Regions from separate parts of the Homo sapiens genome. Here regions 1, 2, 3, 5, 6 and 7 are each linked to region 4. The links are chromatin contacts, found by Hi-C or POLR2A ChIA-PET in ENCODE. All regions are on one chromosome and are shown on one strand. The core of a region is the stretch at or near the end of the contact, and the rest is flanking DNA. Distances in the headings are between cores, read along the strand shown.

Region 1 (2,893 bases), core at 229-2,728, 3.9 Mb after region 4:
GCCCGCCACCACACGTGGCTAATTTTTGTATTTTTAGTAGAGGCGGGGTTTCACCATGTTGGCCAGACTGGTCTCGAGATCCTGACCTCAGGTGATCCACCTGCCTGGGCCTCCCAGAGTGCTGGGATTACAGGCATGAGCCACCACGCCTGGCACACACTTTTTTTTTTTTCTTTTGAGACGGAGTCTCGCTCTGTTCCCCAGGCTGTAGTGCATTGGCAAGATCTTGGCTTACTGCAACCTTCAACCCGCTGGGTTCAAGCAATTCTCCTGCCTCAGCCTCCTGAGTAGCTGGGATTACAGATGTGTGCCATCATGCCTGGGGAATTTTTGTATTTTTAGTAGAGACAGGGTTTCACCATGTTGGCCAGGCTGGTCTCAAACTCCTGACCGCAAGTGATCTGCCCGCCTCAGCCTCCCAAAGTGCTCGGTTTACAGGCATGAGCCACCATGCCTGGCCTGAAACTTCTACTTTTAAAAGTAGAGCTTCAAATCCAGCTCCATAGAGCATGGAATTGCGGAATCAGGGTACTTGAATAAAGTCTGAATCTCAGCCAAAGCCAGGGAGATTTGAAACCCAAGAGAAAATGCCAGGAAGCCCCGCTAGCTCTGATGAGGTCAGACGAGTGAAAGCTGTTCCTGCGGGTACCAAAGCTCAGAATGTTGGCAAAGCAGCATGGATTGTGGGAGGCTTGCCTTGGGTCCCATCTGTGGGTCACCAAAATGTCAACCTAAAATCATCAAAAGGGTTAGAATCTAATTTAAAGAGTGTTTATTCAAGCACAAAGTGTGAGGATGGACAATTCGGAAACACCAACTCCAAAGGAATGGTCAGCGTTCTAAAGTAGACAGAGACAGGGGAGTTTTTAGCAGGATTATAGCATTTTTCTTTTTCTTTTCTTTTCTTTTTTCTTTCTTTCTTTCTTTTTTTTTTTTTTTTTGAGACGGAGTCTCGCTCTGTCACCCAGGCTGGAGTACAGTGGTGTGATCTCGGCTCACTGCAACCTCCACCTCTCGGGTTCAAGTGATTCTCCTGCCTCAGCCTCCCAAGTAGCTGGGATTACAGGCACCCGCCACCACGCCCGGCTAATTTTTGAATTTTTAGTAGAGACGGGGTTTCACCATGTTGGTCAGGCTGGTCTCAAACTCCTGACCTCGTGATCCACCCACCTCGGCCTCCCAAAGTGCTGAGATTACAGGTGTGAAGCACTGCACCTGGCCATTCTTTTTTTTTTTTTTTTTTTGGCAGAGTCTCACTCTGTCACCCAGGTTGGAGTGCAGTGGTGTGATCTCGGCTCACTGCAACCTGCATCTCCTGAGTTCAAGAGATTCTCCTGCCTCAGCCTCTTGAGTAGCCACCACGCCCGGCTCATTTTTGTGTTTTTAGTAGAGATGGGGTTTCACCATGTTGGCCAGGCTGGTGTCGAATTCCTGACCTCAGGTGATCCTCCCGCCTCGGCCTTCCAGCACAGCTATAGGCGTGAGTCACTGTGCCCAGCCTCTTTTTTTTTTTTGAGATGGAGTTCGCTCTGTCACCCAGGCTGGAGTGCAGTGGTGTGATCATAGCTCACTGGAGCCTCAACTTCGCTGGCTCAGGTGATTCTCCCACCACAGCCTCCTGAGTAGCTGGGACTAGAGGCACTCATGCCACCATACTGGCTAATTTTTTGTATTTTTTGCAGAGACGGGGTTTTTCCATGTTGCCCAGGCTGGTCTTGAACCCCTGGGCTCAAGCCATCCGCTAGCCTCGGCCTCCTGAAGTGCTGGGATTACAGGTGTGAGCCACCATGCCGAGCCTTTAAAAAGTTACCGTAAATATATTTGACATTTTGAAATTCTGTGTGTCAAAAATAATCAAGCAAAAAGGTGAGCCTCCCACCAGAATCATACTTGCAATACACCAAAGGGTTAACAATTGTACTATATCAAAAAGCCTTACAAATTAATGAGATAAAGCTGGGTGCGGTGGCTCACGCTTGTAATCCCAGACCTTTGGGAGTCTGAAGAGGGCAGATGGCTTCAGCCCAGGAGTTCAAGACCAACCTGGGCAATGTGGTGAAACCCTGTATCTAAGAAAAAAAAAAAAAGAAAAATTAATGGGATCAATACTAAACTGCAATAGAAAATCATTGATAGTAGAGAGAAAAATTTTCCAGAAGAAATGTACATGTCTAATAAATATGTGAAAACCTGTTTGGTCTTACTAGTAATCAGAGGACTCCAAATACAAGCAACTCTGTATGTCACGTCCCATCTATTACATTAGCAAATACTTTTAAAATATAAAATTCAGAGGCAGCCATGTTACAGTGAAACAGGAACGCAGATGCCACAGGTAGAAATAGGAACTGGCCCAATCTTACTAAAATGTCACTTGATGATATGTATCAAGAGCCCTAAAAAAAGTGTTTTTTGAGACACAGTTTCTCTCTGTTGCCCAGGTGGGAGTGCAGTGGTGCGATCTTGGCTCACTGCAGCTTCTGCCTCCAAGGTTCAAGCAGTTCTCGTGCCTCCGTCTCCTGAGTAGCTGAGACTGCAGGTGTGTGCCACCATGCCTGGCTAATTTTTGTATTTTTAGTAGAGACAGGGTTTCACCATGTTGCTCAGACTGGTCTTGAACTCCTGGCCCCAAGTGATCCACCCACCTCAGCCTCCCAAAGTACTAGGATTACAGGTGTGAGCCACCGCGCCCAGCCTAACAAAAGTATTTTAACAGTTAATATATGTCAAGCCAATAATTTCACATGTGGGAATACATCCTAAGGAAACAGAAATGTACAAAAATGTGTGCAAAGAAACACACTTTTTTTTTTTTTTGAGACAGAGTCTCATTCTGTCGCTCAGGATGGAGTACAGTAGTACAATCTCAGCTCAACCTCCACCTCCTGGGTTC
Region 2 (2,859 bases), core at 289-2,788, 3.9 Mb after region 4:
CACCAGTCCTGACTTATTAGAAAAGAAAAGGGAGATGGATCCGGTGTCCAAAAAAAAAAAACACTGGTGTACAAAACATGTCTAATCAGGTTTCAAGCCAAACAAACTCATCCCTGAGGGAAGCTTACTCATTGAGGTATTGGGGAGTTGCGCTGGCATGTGAGGAAGTGCCCTGGGGAAAAAAACGCAGAGGTGTGGGACCAATCCTGACTGTGCACACGTATTCCGCCATGTGCGGGTTTGAGGCACCACGGAGGTCCCTGCAGGAGCCCTGGGAAAGGTACATCCAGAGAGGGGAGAAGAGGACAGAGCAAAACTAGGAACAAAACTGGGCTTGAGGACTGTGGAACAGCTGACTATTGAGGAACAGAAGAACTGACTGAAAGCCAATGTGTTCAGCTACTGTAAAGTATCTCACTTAATTCTCTATTCTGTGGGACAGAGGGCTGGAATACTTGAAGATTTGTCTAAGCTGGGATCTGAAATATTAGCTCCCTTTGACTCCAAAGCTCCTGGAGTGCAGCAGCGCGATCTCGGCTCAACCTCCGCCTCCCGGGTTCAAGCGATTCTCCTGCCTCAGCCTCCTGAGTAGATGGGATTACAGGCGTGTGCCAGCAAGCCCGGCTAGTTTTTGGTTTTAGCACAGACGGGGTTTCACCATGTTGGCCAGGCTGGTCTCCAACTCCTGACCTCAGGTGATCCGCCCGCCTCAGCCTCCCAAAGTGCTGGGATTACAGGTGTGATCCACTGCGACCGGCCTCCTTCCTTTTTTAACTACATTGAGCTGCCTTCCTCCCCCAAGCCCCAAACCTTGGGACACCAGAGGCGGATAACCAGAGCCCTTTTCTGGGTAGAAAAGAGATAACCAGAGCCCTTTTCTGGGTAGAAGAGAGAGAGATGATTGAGAATTTAAAGAGGGCAATGAAGGATTACGAGAGGGGGTAACGGGCAGTTCTGCCTTCGTGCGTCTTAACAGCTATTTATTCAACATTTTCTGTGTGCCTTCTCTGTGTGTGTCAGGCGCCACGTTAGAAATGGATAAGAAACAGTCCTGCCCTCCAGGGCCTTACAGTCCGGTGAGAAGTCATATAAGTAAACAGGGCTGAACGAGAAGGCAGTAACTGCCCAAAGTGGGGATGGCAGGGCGCTCCCGCGGTGAACGTGGACACCTATCAGGTGCTGAGTAAATGCTGGCAAAATGAAGACAGGATGAAAAATAGAGAAGGGGCAGGGGTAGAACATGGCCGTGAAGGGTGGAAAGGCGGGGGCGATGAGAAGCTACAGGGGACCCCACCGACCAGTCCCAGGTCCCGTGGCCCGCCCCCTCCTCTCAGGGCCGGGGAGGGCCCGGCGGCGAGGCCGGAGAGTGGGGACCCCGCTTGACTGCATCCCAGACCCCCGTGGCCCCAGAATCCCGTCGGCCCACGCCGAGCTGCTCAGGACTCGCCGGGCCGGGCCGGGCCAGTCCCCGCCACCCCGGCTTGCTCGCCCTCTCACCTTCACCTTCCCGGCCTCGCGGCGGCCATCACACTCACTACGTCACCAGCGAGCGCCACCCCAGGGGGAGGCGGGAGGAGGGAAGTGGATAAGCGCGTCACCAGTCGCCTCAGATTGCCCCTCGACCCGGGTGAGCTGGTGGACCCTGAGCCCAGCCGGCTCGCCCCGCCTACTCCTTACGCCTCTGCTGCCCCGCGACTCGGCGCTTCGAGCGGCGTCTCAGCGCGCCACTCCTCCGCGCGCCACTCCTCCGCCGGCGCGTCCCAAGCGGACGACGCAGAGGCTCGGACTCCCACTGCATCATGGGGGCTGTAGTTCCGGTGGGCGTCGGCCGGAGCTGGGGGGGCGGGGCAAAGCGGGGCGGAGCCTCAAGCTGTCAAGGGGCGAAAAACCAAGGGCGTGGAGTAGAGGTTCCCGCTTTTTCGCCGGTTGTCCTAGAGCCTGACCCTGGGGCCTCTGCCAGCTCTGGAATCCAGATTTGCATTCTGTAATCTTAGAGGAGTGTTCTCTAGAGGGCCAGGCCTAGGGTGAAGTGACTCATCGGGCAGACAGAAGCGAGCATGGGCCTGCTGCCCTTCAGTCGCCTTTGAGGAAAGAAGAGCAGCAACAACGGCGAATCAATGCCAGTGACTGAACTGCGTCTCTAACATCCACCGCTGTATTTAACGTCCACAGCAGTCCCAGGAGAGGGAGAGGAGAGGTTACCCAAGCTCACATGGTTACCCAGATCACCGGGCCCCAGTGATGCGGCAGACACTACTAGGAAACCGCAGCAAACAGATCCCTTGCAGGACTTGGCCTCCGCAGAGAAGGCTCCAAGCCTGAGCGCGCCAGAACAGTAGGCACTAGCCACGTGTGGCTCTCGAGTCCTGAGCCAGTGCAAACGGAGATGCGCTATAAGACTTAGGACAAAAAAGGCTGTTAAACTATCTCAATTTTTAGGAAAAAAAAATATCGACCGGGCGCGGTGGCTCAAGCCTGTAATTCCAGCATTTTAGGAGGGCGAGGCGGGTGCATCGGGAGTTCAAGACCAGCCTGGCCAACATGGTGAAACCCCGTCTGTACTAAAAATACAAAAATTAGCCAGGCATGATAGTGCACTCGGGAGGAAGAGGCAGGAGAATCGCTTGAACACGGGCGGTGGAGGTTGCAGTGAGCCGAGATCATGCCACTGCACTCCAGCCTGGGCAACAGAGACTCCGTCTCAAAAAAGAAAAAAAAAATCTATCTTTGAGCCAGAGTCTCACTCTCACTCAAGCTGGAGTGCAGTGGTGCAATCACGGCTCACTGCAGCCTCGAACTCCTGGGCTCAAGTAATCCTCCCACCTCACTCAGCCTCCCAAGTAGCTGACCACAGATGCT
Region 3 (2,929 bases), core at 277-2,776, 3.8 Mb after region 4:
TGAGGCCCACAGGGAGGATCAGCACCTGGGAGACCCTTGTCCTTCAGAAGGGCCCAGCCCAGCAAGGCAAGAAGTCCCAAGGAACCCACCCATCCCGGTCAGGAGAACCACAGGAGGGTTTTACGGGGATGGGGAGTCCACGTGGCCAGGCAGGGAGACTGAGGAAAGGTTTGGGCAATCCGGCCTGAAGGCGGGACTTGAGCAGGTCTTACCCTGCAGGAGGAGTGGAATGGAGGTGTGGGTAACTGCCCCCATCCTGCTCTGTTCCCACACCGTGTCCTACAGAGTCCCTAGAGTTCCCAACCAAAGATTCCTGGAAGGGCCTGAGTGGTTTTCAGGCCTCTGACCCTCCCAGGCTTGGAGGCCCGCAGGGCCCTACTCCAGCACAGACACTGGGCCAGCGCCCTGTGTCCATCATTTCATGGAAGAATCACCTGAAACTTCCCCTGCTCCCACTCGGCTCATTCCTTACTGTGTATCTGGCCAGGTGGGGTGGACCCCTCTAGAGACAGGATCCTCATCTGCCAATATGCACACAGGCCCTGGTTTCAAATAATAATGTTGCACATTTATTAGGCCCAGTACTGCACTACGCATTTCATCTCCTGATCATCTAATTTCATCCTCTAAAAACCCCAACGCAGTAGGTAACATTCTTGGTTTTCTGGGTTTTTTTTTTTTGTTGTTGTTGTTTTGTTTTGTTTTGTTTTGTTTTTTGAGACAGGGTCTTGCTCTGTCACCCAGGCTGGAGTGCAGTAGCTCGACCGTGGCTCGCTGCAGCTTCCAACTCCTGGGCTCAAGTGATCCTCCTGCCTCAGCCTCCCAAGTGGCTGGAAACACAGGTTCGTGCCACCACACCTGGCTAATTTTTTAAATTCTTTTGTAGAGACAGGGGTCTCCCTATGTTGCCCAAGCCGGTCTCGAGCTCCTGGGCTCAAGCAATCCACCCACCTTGGCCTCCCAAAGTGTTGGCATTATAGGTGTGAGCCACGGTGCCTGGCCCAGTAGGTAGCATTCTAATCCCCATTCTACAGATGAGGAAACTGAGGCTCAGAGAAGCCCACTGACTTGTGCAGGAGCAGCAGCCAACACTGACCCCCAGGCTGAGGCTCCAGGTCCAGTGTTCTGCAACACACAGCTGGCACCTGGGGCTGCTTCCTCTCCTGGGTGAGCCTAAGTAGCAAATGTAAGAAGTTATGTTTGCTCATTTCTGCTTGAGTGGATTCACAAGCCGCTGGCTCTGTGACAATGGGCAGCTCTCTGGAGGGATGCTTTGAAGACAAAACAGAATAGAGCCCCATGTCTCTTGCGTGAGTCACTATATTCCTTGAAAGATAAATGGCCCCAGACTTGCTTTTTCCTACACATAAGATACCATCTGGTGGGGTTAGTGATTCTGCCTCCACAATCGATTCAGCAGATGTGCTTTAGTCATCTATAGCCAGATGTACTCTATACCCAAACCTCGATGTGATTTTGTACATATTACAGCTTCACCACCTGTACATAAACTGTGAACTGAAACTGCCAGAGCAGCTGATAGAACCCCTCCACAGGGCTGCTCTCAGGCAATAGGCTCGGTCTATAGTCCTGGTAAAACTTCTGAATAAAAAGAACTCTAAAGTTTTTGTTTTTTGTTTTTGAGACGGAGTTTCACTCTTGTTGCCCAGGCTGGAATGCAATGGTGTGATCTCAGCTCACTGCAACCTCTGCCTCCCGGGTTCAAGCGATTCTCCTCCCGCAGCCTCCCGAGTAGCTGACATTACAGGCATGTGCCACCACGCCCGGCTAATTTTGTATTTTTAGTAGAGACTGGGTTTCTCAATGTTGGTCAGACTGGTCTCGAACTCCTGACCTCAAGTGATCTGCCCACCTTGGCCTCCCAAAGTGCTGGGATTACAGGCTTGAGCCACCACGCCCGGCATTTTTATTTATTTATTTATTTTTAGACATGGTCTCACTCTGTTGCTCAGGCTGGAGTGCAGTGTTGTGATCACCACGCACTGCAGTCTCAGACTTCCCCGGGCTCAGGTGATCCTCCCACCTCAGCCTACCAAGTAGCTGGGAACCACAGATGTATGTCACCATGCCTGGCTAATTTTTTGTATTTTCAGTAGAGATGGGGTTTCATCTCTACATGTTGCCCAGGCTGCTCTTAAACTCCTGGGCTCGGGCAATCCACTGGCTTCAGCCTCCCAAATTACTGGGATTACAAGTGTGAGCTACCACACCCAGCCCGAACTCTAATTCTTCAGCTTTTTATTTTCTTTAGTTGACACCTGGCAAACTTCCACCATGGGAGTCAGGGGGTGTTTGTCAGAATTTGCTGGGAATGGGATGGGGGGCAGCTAGTTCTCCCTCGAGGCTGGGGTGTTCTGTAACCCTCAATCCTGGTGGACAGGAAGGGTTCCCCCACCAAATCTGAGGCCTGGGGAATTCTCAAAGCCCTCCCTCTCCCCTTCTCCACTGGCTGAGATGTCATGAGTCCTGGCTGGCCAAGAAAGGCTTCCTTGCCTCGGGAGCTGGAGGCCCAGGACACCTGGGTGCCTCTGGTATCCCATCAACAATGGTGGGGGATAGAGGAGGCAGGGCTGGGGGAAGCAGAGGGGTTTCTGCTGAGTTTCAGAGGCTGTGTTGCCAACTCTTAGCCACAGATAAAGAGGGCCAAAGAGAGTGTGGTCAGAGCTCAGCATGGTGATGGCATGACAGGGGATGTCCCCAAAGGCCACCCAAACCATCATCAGGCACTCTTATGCCACCCCAACTGATCACATCACGATCCTGTGGGCCCAGCTTCCTCTCAAAACTTCCTGCAAGGCTTCAGCCATCCACCCTCACAGCCTCAGCACTGGCCCCAGGGAGGGTCCTGCCCACCCACATCCCTCCTCCCTCCCTGTCCTCAGAGCCTCCATGCTAATGAAACTGGCAA
Region 4 (3,027 bases), core at 313-2,812:
GTAAGGGAAATTAAAAGCCAAACTTAAAACCTTCCAGGGTCTTAAATATCGGAATAAACTGTCATTTTCGAGGACAACCACAGATTTGCTATGGTCCCTCTGAATCTGCACCAAGTCCAAGCCAATCGTCATTTTAATAAGTGTTTTATGCGGAGGCCTATCTGTTACGGTACACAGGCATTTCACAAAGAAAACGCACTACACGCTACTCAATAAGATGTATCAACGACAACATTTATTCTTATAATTCACAAAAATATTCAGGGGAGGTTTTTTTTTTAAGCTACATCTTCTCATCGTAAAAGGTTTGGAATGTTTTACCGTTTGATTCGGGAATTCAGGGGTGGGGGGCACCAGGGTCTTAGGGCGGCCTGGGAGTGCGACCCGAGGCTACGGGCGCCGGGGCTAGCAACCTCCTGTCAGACGCGGTCTCCTCCGCCGGGGACGAGGAAGCCCAAACGGGCGCACCAACTTATTTCACACCACTCTCCACCCAGCCCCGCAAAAACGAGAAACGTTTGCCATTCCCAGTGAGTTTCAAGGCTGCAAATCCTCCGGAGAGGTCCTAGATGGTCTCTCCGGGTCCGCGACGCGACCACAGTACCTACTGCGACTTCTGTTTTCGCACCGCCTTTCCCTTCGCACGGAACCCTCCCGAAGTCAGACATTGCCGAGCGCCCGCAGAGCAGCTTGGAGTGGCGGCGCCGGACCCGGCTGTCGGGCGGGCTCGGGTCCCGGCTGCTCCGGGCCGGGCACTGCGCGCAAGGACGCGACCCCGCCGCCCAGCGCATCTCCCACCGACTCCCGGGCTGACGCGAGGGCAGCCCCGGGGCGCCGGCTGCGTGGAGGCCGAGCCTCGGTCACCTCCCTCGTCACGGACGCGGCCGCCGGGGCCCCGCGGGCTCTTCGAAGGCGGCGCGGCTTGGCCGCCCGCACCGCCGACACCCGAGGCCCAACGCCGCGACGCGGGCCGAGCGGCTGACGAGGTCCCACAGCGCCCGTGGGTCCGGGCCGGAGTCCTCCTCACCAGCTCCGCGCTCCGGGAGGGGCCGGCAACGGGCCGGGGCGGGAAGCGGCGCCCGAGGAGCGAGCGCGGCCGCGGGCCTCGTGTCACTCACCGTTTGAAATGCTCGATGATCTTCTCTTCCCGCACGTTCTCGGGTAAGTTGCCCACCCAGAGATGCCTGGTTTCCCGGACCATGCTGGGCGGCGTGCCGGCGACCGCCGCTGCTGGCTCCCCCTCGCCGGCTTCGTACGAGACCGTCAGCGCCGGGAGGCGGGTGCCGGGGCGGCGGCGGCGGCGGCTGCGGCGGTGGCGTCGGCAGCGGCGGCGGCTCCTCCGGCTCCCCCCCGTGCAGAGACCATCCCTCTCCCCCAGGTTCTGACTCTCGGGCCTCGCAGCTCAGCTCTGCCGCCACCACACACCCGAAGCCGACCCTCGCGCTCCGGCAGCGCATGCGCCCGGGCAGGGGCGGGCGGGGGAGCGGGAGGAGGGGCGAGCGGGACACGGGCGGCAGCGACTACGACGGAGCTGGCGCTGTGGCAGCCGGACGCTTCCCACTGGCGCGCGCGGCCCGACTCCCGCCGCCGCACTGCCTCCCCCTCGCCGCGGGCGCGCGCGCGTCCTCCCGCCTGCCAAGGCGGAGAAGCTGAGTTCCTCCCAGCCGGCGCGCAGGCGCGCGGACCGGGCGACGAAGTGAGGGACTACAGGCGGGGAAGGAACGCTCGCGCGCTCGGCCCCGGTGCGCAGGCGCGCAGCTGCTAGTGGAGTCCCGCTGCTTGGCGGGCTCTCGGTCGGGTTCCCGCGCCGGGCAAGGGGCGGCTGAGGAAGCAGGAGCGGTCTTTAGCCCCTCCAGCGGCAACCCCAGGCCCCGGCCTGGTGGAAGATATGAAGAGAAATGCAATTGGTTTCCACAGGGCTACGGGTCAAAGCGGCTGCCAAGGCCTGTCCCCTAGAAGTCAGGACCCCTTCGTCCTCCGCTCACCTGGCGGCCAGCTCCTGGCGTTTCCGGACACTTAGATTCCTGCCTGCTTGGGAAAGCGATCAGAAAAAGGTTGCCCTTCTCACCGCTCTGCTGAACAGCGACGGCTTCAGAAACGCATCCCATCCAAGAGTCACTGGCTTGTAACATGAAGCAACTTTTTTTTTTTTAATACGGGGTCTCGCTCTGTTGCCCAGGCTGCTGGAGTGCAGTGGCACGGTCTCGGCTCACTGCAATCTCCGCCTCCCAGACTCAAGCGATTCTCCTGCCTCAGCCTCCCAAGTAGCTGGGATTACAAGCACCCGCAACCACACCTGGCTAATTTTTGTATTTTTATTAGAGACAGGGTTTCACCATGTAGGCCAGGCTGGTCTTGAACTCCTGACCTCAGGTGATCCGCCCGCCTCGGCCTCCTAAAGTACTGGGAGTACAGGCGGGAGTCACTGCACCTGGCCTAAGCAACTTTTTTATATAGAATCTTGCGAAACCGTTTGCAAGATACCCTTGCTGATCGCTGTGGTATAGAAGGAATAAAACGGAAATGAGACAGGAATCCAATATTGTTCCCCTCAGACCATAATTTAATATTTAAACAGAGAAAGGAATTAGACCTCTGGCCTTTCCAGGCCTAAGAGCTTTTGAAACCTACAGTTGAACTTTCTTTTTTTTTTTTTTTCCTTTGAGACGGAGTTTTGCTTTTGTTGCCCAGGCTGGAGTGCAATGGTGTGTTCTCGGCTTACTGCAACCTCTGTCTCCTGGGTTCAAGCGATTCTCCTGCTTCAGCCTCCTGAGTAGCTGGGATTACAGGCATGCGCCACCATGCCCGGCTAATTTTTGTATTTTTAGTAGAGACAGTTTCTCTGTGTTGGTCAAGCTGGCCTCGAACTCACAACCTCAGGTAATCCACCCGCCTCAAGCCTCCCAAAGTGCTGGGATTACAGGCTTGAGCCACCACGCCCAGCCTCTTTTTTTTTTTTTTTCCTGAGACCAAGTTTCACTCTTGTTAGCCAAGCTGGGGCACAATGGCGCTGTCTCAGCTCACTGC
Region 5 (3,138 bases), core at 476-2,975, 3.7 Mb after region 4:
GCCGCAGGAGCTGGTCAGGAAGGGAAGGAAGTGGGAGGGAACCTCCTCCAGCTACTCCAGGACTGCAGCCTGGTGTCCTGCTGAGCCCTGTGCCTGACACCCCTCTCCCATCCAGGGGCTCACATGACCCCAGAGTTCACCCAGGCAGGCCCAAGCTCAGCGGCAGGAAGACCCCCTCTGAGGCCAGAGTATATGGCATGACCCCAAAGTCAAGCTGGGGACCACGGTCGTCCCCATTCACACTCGGCCCTAGAGTGGGGACTCTCCTGACCCAAAGGCCACCCAGGACTTACTCTGGGGCAGTTCTCCAGGACCCACTCCTGACACCCACTGTCGGTGAGTCAATTCTAGTCTGACAGCCCCCATCTTCCACCCACAAGAACTGGACTCTCTGGCCTCAGATCAACAAGTCACCTTATGTCACCACAGAAGCCAGTGCCACCTCCCACCTTCCTCCTCGGTCAAGATGTCAGATGGGGGCAGATGGGCCATGTGTCCATCAGGGGCGGCTCTGAGGAAGGATGAACGCCCACCTTCCCCGCAGCCTCAGGGCACAGGGGCCGAAGGCAGGAGAGGCCCCCTTTGGAGGAAGAGTTCCCCCCAGACCCTTCCATGAAATACAAGTTCTCTGAGCCTCAGTTTTCCTTCTCTAAAAAATGGTTTATCTTATCTTACCAAACCATGGAGACAGTAAAACAAAAATGGGGTTATCCTATGTTACCAGACCAGGAGACAGTCAAAAACAGGCAAAGGGTGCACAGTCCCTTGTACGCCCGTTGCTACTGTGGGAGTGACGTTCATATTGAATAGGAGCCCTAGGGTTTCTGCTGTCTCCATTTTCCTGCGGCCCCCGGAGACTTCATTTGCCTTGCTCGATTACCAGCCCAGACCTCCCTCGCTTGCCCTGTCCCCAGAGGCCGCAGAAAACAGACTCTGCAGTAGCCCCCGGACGCATCGGAGGAAGCAGACAGGCAGCTCGCCCTCCAGCTGTGCCCTCAGTGGACCTGACACACACCTGGTCCTGCTCTTCAGACACAGGACCCTGGTATTTCTAAGAAATCGGAAAACCGTCGCCCAGAGGAAAAGGAAGTCTTTTGAAGAGGGTGCCCGGCGTGGGCAGTGGGGCAGCGCCCCGGCACAGCCCCTTCTCCACCGCGTGGGAGGGAAGGGCTGTCGCGGCAGTCGCCGGGGTGAGGGAAGAGGGGTCCCGGGTCTAGCGGGGGTCTGCCCAGGACCCGCTGCTCAGCCCCAAATGCCCCGGCCTGCGCTCGCGGAGGAACCAGGGTGCGCCCCTGTCACGACGCGGGTAAGAGGGGCTTCGGGGGCCAGAGTTGTGCCCCGAGCGCACGTGTGCCGGGCCCGGAGTCCCCAGCGGGTCCCCAGAGGCGCGCGTGTCTGATGCGGATGGGGGGCGGCGACTGGGACTCCCAGCCTCCCAGCCCGTGACAGCGCCCCGGGAGAGCGCGGCCCGGGCACCCGAAGGCTGCGCACCAGCCGGGTGGACATGCGGGGCGGCTGTCCCCCGTGGGCCGCGCGAGTCACCCACCTGGGCGGGCAAGGCGTGCGCCGCAGCCCAGAGCTCCAGTCCGACGGCCAGCGCGGCCCAGACGGCGACGGGCGCCATGGGTGCGGGCGGGGTCCGGTTGCCCCCTGCCCTCGCGCCCTCGCGCCCTCGCAGCCCAGCGCCTTCTCTCCAGGCTCCGCTGCGCTCGCTAGCCCTCGACTGAAAGCGAAAGCCCGCGCCCCAGCGGGCCAGAGGCCAGGCGGCGGGGCGGGGCGGGGCCAGCCGGCCTTGGACACGCCTCCCCCACGCCCCTCCCCAGACGCTGCTGGGCCTCCGACCCGACCACTCCAGCATCGCTGGGCCGATACCTCCAGCGTCACTCCCAGCACTCGGGTGACCCCTCAACCTCCTCCTATCGTCCCCTCCTCTTCGAATCACCATCTCCACCTGCCCGGCCTCCACCTGCCCGGCCTCCACCTGCCCTCCCAGCTCCCACAGGCTTCCCTGTCCCGTGAGGGTGAGGCACTAATTTGGAAAAACATCCCCCAAAGCTGACAGCTGCTTTAGGGGAACCAAGAGAATTCTAGATCATTCACTTATTTAGACTCTATTTTAAATATATTTAATTCTTATTTTTTAATTTTTTTTGAGACAAGGTCTCACTCTTTCACCCATAGCTCACTGCAGCCTCCAACTCCTGCGCTCAAGCGATCCTCCCACCTCAGCCTCCCGAGTAGCTGGGACTACAGGCTCGGGCCACCATGCTAGGCTGATTTCTTTATAGAGATGGGGTTTCGCCATGTTGTCCAGGCTGGTCTCGAACTCCTGAGCTCACGTGTTCTTCCCACCCTCAAGTGATCTTCCCGCCTCTGGCCTCCCAAGGTGCTGGGATTATAGGTGTGAGCCACTGCACTCGGCCTGTTTAGACTCTAGAGCCAGACCACCTGGGTCTGGATCTCTGAACTGACCTCATAGGACTATTCTAAAAATTTAAAGATATGTAATATACATAATGCAGTCTGTACTTTATATATACTTAAGTAAGTATCTACATATATAACAATAGGCATTTATAAATCTTGGCTGTTGTTACTACTCTTCGCGTGTTCATTTATCCTTAAACACGCATCCAGCCTTCTCACAGGGAGAAGACTCTGCACTTCCCTGCTCAAGTCTCCTGCCCAGGCAGGGGGCAGATGAACAGAGGCTGGGAGAGAATGTCACCAGGGAAGCTGCAGGGCCCTGAGGGGCTGCTGAGACCAGGCCCAGGAGAGCTGGCTTCCCCAGGATTTACATCATGACCGAGCACCCATTCCAGCTGCAATCTGTCCCCCCATCCCCACTTTGAGTGCCAGCCCTAATACAGGGCCAGCCCTGCGGGGCCAGAGCACATTCCTCCAGCCCTGGATTACGGGGGTCCTAGCCCCCAGCACATAGGGCATTTCTAAGGGTTGGGGTGGGCTGGGTGGCAGGAGGCTATTCTGTTCCCTGTTTCCTCACTGCAGGCTGCCTGAAGAGGTACAGAGACCCTTGCTCCCGGCCACCAGCCCCACAGTGGAGCCTGCAAGGATGGTGCTTCTAGGTGCTGAGTGCTGAGTGAGAAACTGGGAAGTGACTCCCTGGGGATGGAAAAC
Region 6 (3,059 bases), core at 458-2,957, 3.8 Mb after region 4:
CTGTCTCTAACATTAAAAAAAGTGGAGGGGGCTTCACTCTACAGAAAGGAAGCACATGAGCTTCAGCTGCCAAACCAAACCAGCAAAGCCCCCCAAGCACCTCTCACATCTCTTCCTTCCCTTCATCTCCCCAAGACCTTGGCACTCCAAACTCTTACCTTCCCCCAGGTGAGGGCTTGCAGAGCTGGGACAGGGTGTCTCTAGCCAGGGCTTTGTCCCCTCTGCCCTCTTGGGGGGAAAGGGGGAATACCTCACATTGCCCATTGGAAATGGAAGAGGGCATAGTTCCTCCTTTGCTGCATAGTTCCTCCCTCCTGCCTAAAGCCCACTCTGCCACTCTCCTCCCACTGCCTAAGGTTCAGATGACTAGAATTGATCCATAGCATGGAGTCCTCTCTTCCTGTAGGATTAAAGGGGAACTGGGTCTTCCCTCTCCCCCACCGTGACCCACCGCTGGACTAACAGCCTGCTCCTTCCTTTCCCTCTGTATCATTCAGCAGGCATCCACTCGCACCTACTATGGTTCTATGCAGGGGTCCACCGGGGTCCTGGGTCAGCTGAGGGCCTCTCTCTCCAGCAGCCCCTGGGCTCCGTGAAACACGCCTGGTTACTTTGCATTCTCCCCACAGTGATTAATTTGGCGCTGGCCACTGGTAAGTGCTCAGTTTTCCTAAAGCAGTCCCCAAACTCAATTCTGAGGCAACCCACCATAGACTTCAGCCCCACCACTGACCTTCTTCCAGGGGCAAATGCCCACCACGTGCTCCAGCGAATTCAATCCACAGCGTTGCTTTGCCGGACGCGGATTGGGGAAGCTAATCCCGGTGGTCCTGCACCCTCACCCCACTCTCACCCACAGCCAACTCTCCCTCCTTTCCTTGACCCTCCAGCCAGTGGCCAGCTTAGGAAGGGGGCAAACGGGACCGCGCACACAACAGGGTAGAGCGCGGACGACCAACCTCCCATGGCTAAGGGAGGCCCCATCTGGCCTGCCCACTACTCCCACGGCCTCACCTGATCTGCCCAGGACCCCGACGGGCCCGCAGGTAGGCGGGCTAAAGAGCGCCTCCCGCGTATGGCAGTGCTCTCAGTCCAATTCACACTGAATGAATGAATCAGTCCCAGCCATCGCGGGGTGAGAAGGAGGCGCCCCCCACCACTAGCCCTTCAGCCAGCCTCCCACCTGTGGGTGCTAGCATATTCCGGTGTTCCTGCTTGTCACCCGCGCCCCCTCACTCCAGCTGGGCAGGGAACGGGGTGAGGAGTGTCCTCCCTTGCGTCCCACGCACCCCACACTGTCCGGGCTCTGGACCGCCGGCACCTCCCCAGGCGCCCGTCACCCGCTTACCTGTGGGAAGGCTCGTAGCGCCCCCAGGAACAGCAGTCCCAGCGCGGCGAGGAGGACGCGCATCCCCGGGGCCGGACGTGAGGTGGCCTGGCGGCCGGCGCCCACCTGGGAAGCGGGGGAAGCGCGCGGCGCCCACGTGCGGTCCCGGCGGTTCTCAGCCGCGCGCGTGGACTTCAGGCTCCAGCACACTCCCGCCGCGGCCACCTAGTCCGCACCCAACGCACGCCGCGAAGTCACTTCAAAAGTGGTTGTTCCTCCGAGGTTTCAGCCTTAGTTCTCCCGTATCAAATTGGTTCCAGGAACACTTAGCTACAAGCAGCGAAGAAAAAAGGGGGCAAACACGTGCAGAGATGACTCAGGAAAAGGCACACTAGGAGACGCCTCCCTTAGCTGTTTGAATGGCCCGCCCCGGATTTGACGGAACTAGTGGTCCTGGCTCTAGGGAGTGTGCTGCCCGCCGCACCTGGGCTGCGGGGAGCGGAGGCAGGCAGCTTCTGGCCCTGGAGGTGGGGACTCACAGGATATTAGGAGGCCCCAAGGGGGTTCCAATGCCCCCACCTCCACTCCTGCCCCAAGAAACGGTGAAATGTGAGTAGTTTCCTGTCCCTGACACGATCAGCCAGGACCTTCTCCCATGCCCTTGAGATTCTTTGGAAGGGACAACTGGCCTAGGGAGACTGCAGAAAAAGCAACCATCACCCACCCATCCCCATTCATAAGCATTTGCTGTAAAATGAATCAGTGAGTGGATGATAAATTGGTGGATGGATGGATGGATGGATGGATGCATAGGTGGATGGATGGATGGATGGATGGATGGATGGATGGATGGATGGATGCATAAGTGGATGGATGGATGGATGGATGGATGGATGGATGGATGGATGGATGCATAGGTGGATGGATGGATGGATGGATGGATGGATGGATGGATGGATGGATGCATAAGTGGATGGATGGATGGATGGATGGATGGATGCATAAGTGGATGGATGGATGGATGGATGGATGGGTGAGCAGCAGGTGAGTGGGTAAATGGGTGGGTGGATGGGTGGATGGATGGATGCATAGATGGATGGATGGATGGATGCATAGGTGGATGGATGGATGGATGGATGGATGGATGGATGCATAAGTGGATGGATGGATGGATGGATGGATGGATGGATGGATGGATGGATGGATGCATAGGTGGATGGATGGATGGATGGATGGATGGATGGATGGATGGATGCATAAGTGGATGGATGGATGCATAAGTGGATGGATGGATGGATGGATGGATGGATGGATGGATGGATGGGTGAGCAGCAGGTGAGTGGGTAAATGGGTGGGTGGATGGGTGGATGGATGGATGCATAGATGGATGGATGGATGGATGCATAGGTGGATGGATGGATGGATGGATGAGCAGCAGGTGAGTGGGTAAATGGGTGGGTGGATTGGTAGATGGATGGACTGAATGTTGGAGGAACTGATGGATGGTATAGATCATTTTATTTCCCTGAGGCCTGACCCTTTAGAGTTTTCTTCCTGGAGGAGGCGGCTGGCACTCTCTCCTAACAGAAATGATTCAAGCCTCCTCGTACTATGTTCTCATTTGCTGGTGAATGATTTTCCCTTCCAGTGCTTCCCCATCCCCTGGGTTTTCTCTTTGCTCCTTTTATTCCACATTCCGTGTGTCTGTGTTGAGCATCTGCTGGGTGGGCCA
Region 7 (3,030 bases), core at 195-2,694, 4.0 Mb after region 4:
GTGGAACTTAATCAAGAACATGTCAGAGAGAAGCTGCTTGAGCAAGAAAATATCTGAAAAGCAAGCTCTCCTAGAAGAGAAGCAAGGCCTCCTTAACAGTTTATAAGCACACACCTGTTAGGGGCACATACTGCCTGCCAGTGCCTTTCACTCTAAGTCTCTCTGTAAGCTGTAAAAGCAAACAGTTTAATGGCAAATACATACTCTATCCAGGTTAAGGTGCCACAGATTTATAAACGTGTAAAAACACCAGACCTTGTTTTGGGGTTAAGGTGAGAAAAGGGCTTGCTAAACAGTCTCTTTCCTAGAAGGAAGTTCTCTTACCCACTCACTCCCTGGGACAGAAGGTCAAAGAGCATCTCTGGTTGGAATCATAATGCTTCGGCCTGAAGTGACCAGGCCACTCACTACTTTAGTTGCCCAAGCAGTATCAAAGGAGCTCACCTCATAGTCTTTCCTTGGAAGAATCTCATCCTCCTCCTCCTGTGTTTCTCCAAGGATGGTCTAGAAAAACAGATCCGCAGAGGGAGCCTTTTTTAGTGGTTAGGAGTGGAAGGAGGCAGAAGTATTTACTGAAATCAGTGGCTAGCTTCTAAATCATCTGGAGCCATTATCAAATAGGAACCAGCCCTCAAAAAAAACCTTTCAGGGGTGAGGGACCATGTGGGTGAGGATCTACAGCCATCAGCTGAGCTCTTCATTTCCACTGATAGTCTCCAAATAACCACCCTCCTCTTCAGGACACCTCAAAGATGTCCAACGCCAGCTGAAAAGGGGGGTAAAAATGCAGGTTCCATTTGACAGTGTGACGTATCTGAAATCAGAAAGGACTTGTCAACTCTGGGAACACAACTCAAGTTTTCCCAGGATGCTTTGCAGGGGGAAGCTGGACTGTCAGTGACCCAGAAAGGGTGAGGGATAGAGTGAGAAAGGACTGGAGAAGCTAAAACAGCAGCATGATAAGCACAAAGTCCTGTGAGGAAGCTCATTCTGAAAACGCTTGTTTCATTCCAAACTCTTTTCAGATGGAAATAAAAGGAAACATGGGTGGGATTTACTGGAGCTGGCCTGGATTCTCCCTCAGATTCCAGGAGGGGTTATGAGAAAAGACCCCAGACTTAGGCACGTGAAGCAGGGTAGACGCTTCGAGAGCCCTGGCTGCGGTCCCCAGGCCCCACCCGCTGCCACCTGCGGGCCCAGATTGGCCCGGCCCCACCCCCGGCAACGCCTCTCTCAGTCCCTTAGCAACCGCCCCCTCCCCAGGCCGACTCCGCCGGCTTCTTACCAGCTCCTCGGGGGTGCGGGTCTCACGCTCACCGCAGCAGCAGCACCACCTGCAGCAGCAGCACAGAGACCCCCTGCACCCCGCCATCTTCCTCCTTTACTGCCACTCTGGACCCCTCTACCAACCCCCTCCCAGCCAGGATCTGCGCCTCACGTGACTGGCCCCGGGACGGTCACGTGGCCCTCTCGAGCTCTGGGACTGAGACCAGGAGTGGCTGCAGACGGGTGGGGCGAGGACTCGCGTCACATGACGATAAAGGCACGGCCTCCAACGAGACCTGTGGGCACGGCCATGTTGGGGGCGGGGCTTCCGGTCACCCGCGCCGGTGGTTTCCGCCCTGTAGGCCCGCCTCTCCAGCAACCTGACACCTGCGCCGCGCCCCTTCACTGCGTTCCCCGCCCCTGCAGCGGCCACAGTGGTGCGGCCGGCGGCCGAGCGTTCTGAGTCACCCGGGACTGGAGGGTGAGTGACGGCGAGGCCGGGGTCGCCGGGAGGGAGATCCTGGAGCCGGCAAACAACCTCCCGGGGGCAAGGACGTGCTTGTGGGCGGGGAGCGCTGGAGGCCGGCCTGCCTCTCTTCTTGGGGGGGGCTGCCGCCTCCCTTGCGCACCCTTCGCGGGATTAGTGTAACTCCCAATGGCTACCACTTCCAGCGACCGCCAACCCTCAAGCGAAGACTGACTTTGGCTCCCTGCCTGGACGGAGGGGCCCCTGAGCCAGGGGTGACGATCCCGCCCCTCTGACCGGCCCAGGCCCGTGTCCTCGCCCCCATCGGTGACTCAGTGACCTGGTGACTGGATTCTCGGCCACCTGGGCGCCGAGACGGCTTCCGGCTCCTGCCTTTTAAACCTGCCTCCCCGGCGATCACCTGGAGAAGAGCGCTGGGCCCGGGGCACTGCGGTCCCTGGCGCCCACTGCGTCCCGCTGCGCACGGGGGTCCGCCGGGACCTTTCTGGGAGTCGTAGGCTTAGTATCCCAGTGCTTGGCGCAGACTAGTTGTTCAGTAAGTGGCAGAGGCTTATTTTGAGAGAGTGGCAGCACCTGGCCCTTTGGCGCTCAGTGAATGTTGGCTATCACCGTGTGCCAAACTCTGGGGATACCCCAGGCAGGACACCGGTCCTGTCTCAGGGAACTGGGGAAAGAGAAAGGAGACAGGCCTTTTCACCCACAGTTACAACCCAGGGTGCTATGGGAGTCCAGCTGATAACGGATAAATCGTGGGAGTTGGCTTACAAATATGGCACATGCGTGGCATATACTAGGAATGCAATAAGTCTTTGAAAATCAGAGGGTTTACAGGTGGTTCAGCTTCCTCCTACTCTAGGTTCTGTTCCAGCAAGCAATTAACGAGGTGCGCCCTTAAACGCTGGAGGAAAGCCAACTGGCTGCTCTTGCTGTTACTCCTCCCCCCCGCCCCCGTTCCTCACTCCCCACAGCCATCCCCACTGAGAATCTGGAGTTTGAGGTCAGAATGAAAGAGAGCAGCCCTAGAGGGAGAAAGCTTTGGCCCAGGGTTCTTAGTCTGGAATCAACTCCTTGTCTTTGGATGTATCCCCGTGTAGTCTGTGCACCTGTGTGTGTATTTCAGGGGAAGGGAGCAGTGCATTTAATCAGATTGTCAAAAGAGTCTAAGACCCCAAATGGTTAGGTACACAGGGTTAGTGGTGGACAGTCTGAAAGAAATGAACCTCACCTGGGCTTTCCTCTGTTGTGCCATGTCACCACACACCCATTCACTACTGTGT

Evidence for each region. Hi-C counts contacts between places; a loop is a spot of excess contacts on that map. ChIA-PET counts read pairs that join two places held with the same protein, here RNA polymerase II (POLR2A). Pooled maps may share reads with other maps.
Region 1: a loop to region 4 is called in a map with no recorded cell type, with 5 times the contacts of the local background. The contact joins the enhancer-like site here to the promoter of SPEN in region 4. A Hi-C loop is called at or near these places in 1 of 37 single-sample maps with no recorded cell type and 7 of 50 pooled maps. POLR2A ChIA-PET finds 5 or more read pairs at or near these places in 3 of 52 experiments (CD4-positive, alpha-beta T cell, PC-9 and activated CD4-positive, alpha-beta T cell).
Region 2: a pooled map shows a loop between it and region 4 (6-fold over the local background). The contact joins the promoter of MFN2 here to the promoter of SPEN in region 4. A Hi-C loop is called at or near these places in 1 of 50 pooled maps. POLR2A ChIA-PET finds 5 or more read pairs at or near these places in 2 of 52 experiments (CD8-positive, alpha-beta memory T cell and naive thymus-derived CD4-positive, alpha-beta T cell).
Region 3: a map with no recorded cell type shows a loop between it and region 4 (4-fold over the local background). The contact joins the enhancer-like site here to the promoter of SPEN in region 4. A Hi-C loop is called at or near these places in 3 of 37 single-sample maps with no recorded cell type and 4 of 50 pooled maps.
Region 5: a pooled map shows a loop between it and region 4 (12-fold over the local background). The contact joins the promoter of TNFRSF1B here to the promoter of SPEN in region 4. A Hi-C loop is called at or near these places in 1 of 37 single-sample maps with no recorded cell type and 8 of 50 pooled maps. POLR2A ChIA-PET finds 5 or more read pairs at or near these places in 1 of 52 experiments (GM10248).
Region 6: a loop to region 4 is called in a map with no recorded cell type, with 13 times the contacts of the local background. The contact joins the promoter of TNFRSF8 here to the promoter of SPEN in region 4. A Hi-C loop is called at or near these places in 3 of 37 single-sample maps with no recorded cell type and 6 of 50 pooled maps. POLR2A ChIA-PET finds 5 or more read pairs at or near these places in 1 of 52 experiments (GM12878).
Region 7: a loop to region 4 is called in a map with no recorded cell type, with 11 times the contacts of the local background. The contact joins the promoter of CLCN6 here to the promoter of SPEN in region 4. A Hi-C loop is called at or near these places in 3 of 37 single-sample maps with no recorded cell type and 9 of 50 pooled maps. POLR2A ChIA-PET finds 5 or more read pairs at or near these places in 1 of 52 experiments (CD4-positive, alpha-beta T cell).

Annotation. Positions count from the first base shown.
Region 1 is chr1:11,900,201-11,903,093 of GRCh38, reverse strand. No RefSeq gene overlaps it. Among named protein-coding and RNA genes, the nearest start is that of RNU5E-1, 6.5 kb to the left of the region's middle. Within about 2 kb of position 1,478, at least 3 of the 41 ENCODE cell types and tissues checked have a DNase peak (open chromatin) inside an H3K27ac peak, as active enhancers do; they include PC-9, where a contact is called at or near this core.
Region 2 is chr1:11,979,123-11,981,981 of GRCh38, reverse strand. It overlaps MFN2 (mitofusin 2), which reads right to left and starts at 1,538. Exons shown (of 19, transcript NM_014874.4): 1 at 1,498-1,538; 2 at 1-12. RefSeq lists silencers at 1,253-1,492, 1,663-1,922.
Region 3 is chr1:12,039,113-12,042,041 of GRCh38, reverse strand. No RefSeq gene overlaps it. Among named protein-coding and RNA genes, the nearest start is that of MIR6729, 11 kb to the right of the region's middle. RefSeq lists enhancers at 1,254-1,323, 2,389-2,888 and a cis regulatory region at 2,671-2,929. Within about 2 kb of position 1,526, at least 3 of the 41 ENCODE cell types and tissues checked have a DNase peak (open chromatin) inside an H3K27ac peak, as active enhancers do.
Region 4 is chr1:15,846,242-15,849,268 of GRCh38, reverse strand. It overlaps SPEN (spen family transcriptional repressor), which reads right to left and starts at 1,562. Exons shown (of 15, transcript NM_015001.3): 1 at 1,119-1,562. The coding sequence starts at 1,201. SPEN-AS1 (SPEN antisense RNA 1) reads left to right here and starts at 1,122. Exons shown (of 2, transcript NR_024279.1): 1 at 1,122-1,161. RefSeq lists silencers at 656-1,075, 1,256-1,825 and enhancers at 1,408-1,919, 1,920-2,432.
Region 5 is chr1:12,165,578-12,168,715 of GRCh38, reverse strand. TNFRSF1B (TNF receptor superfamily member 1B) reads right to left here and starts at 1,725. Exons shown (of 10, transcript NM_001066.3): 1 at 1,547-1,725. The coding sequence starts at 1,624. It overlaps MIR7846 (microRNA 7846), which reads right to left and starts at 1,773; the gene lies at 1,678-1,773. RefSeq lists an enhancer at 658-1,299 and silencers at 1,340-1,569, 1,580-1,889.
Region 6 is chr1:12,061,951-12,065,009 of GRCh38, reverse strand. It overlaps TNFRSF8 (TNF receptor superfamily member 8), which reads right to left and starts at 1,707. Exons shown (of 15, transcript NM_001243.5): 1 at 1,349-1,707. The coding sequence starts at 1,411. RefSeq lists silencers at 1,315-1,444, 2,032-2,264.
Region 7 is chr1:11,804,605-11,807,634 of GRCh38, reverse strand. CLCN6 (chloride voltage-gated channel 6) reads right to left here and starts at 1,444. Exons shown (of 23, transcript NM_001286.5): 1 at 1,286-1,444; 2 at 445-504. The coding sequence starts at 1,372. It overlaps MTHFR (methylenetetrahydrofolate reductase), which reads left to right and starts at 1,671. Exons shown (of 12, transcript NM_005957.5): 1 at 1,671-1,747. RefSeq lists enhancers at 897-966, 1,417-1,496, 1,507-1,616, 814-1,799 and silencers at 1,147-1,196, 1,867-1,916, 1,937-1,986.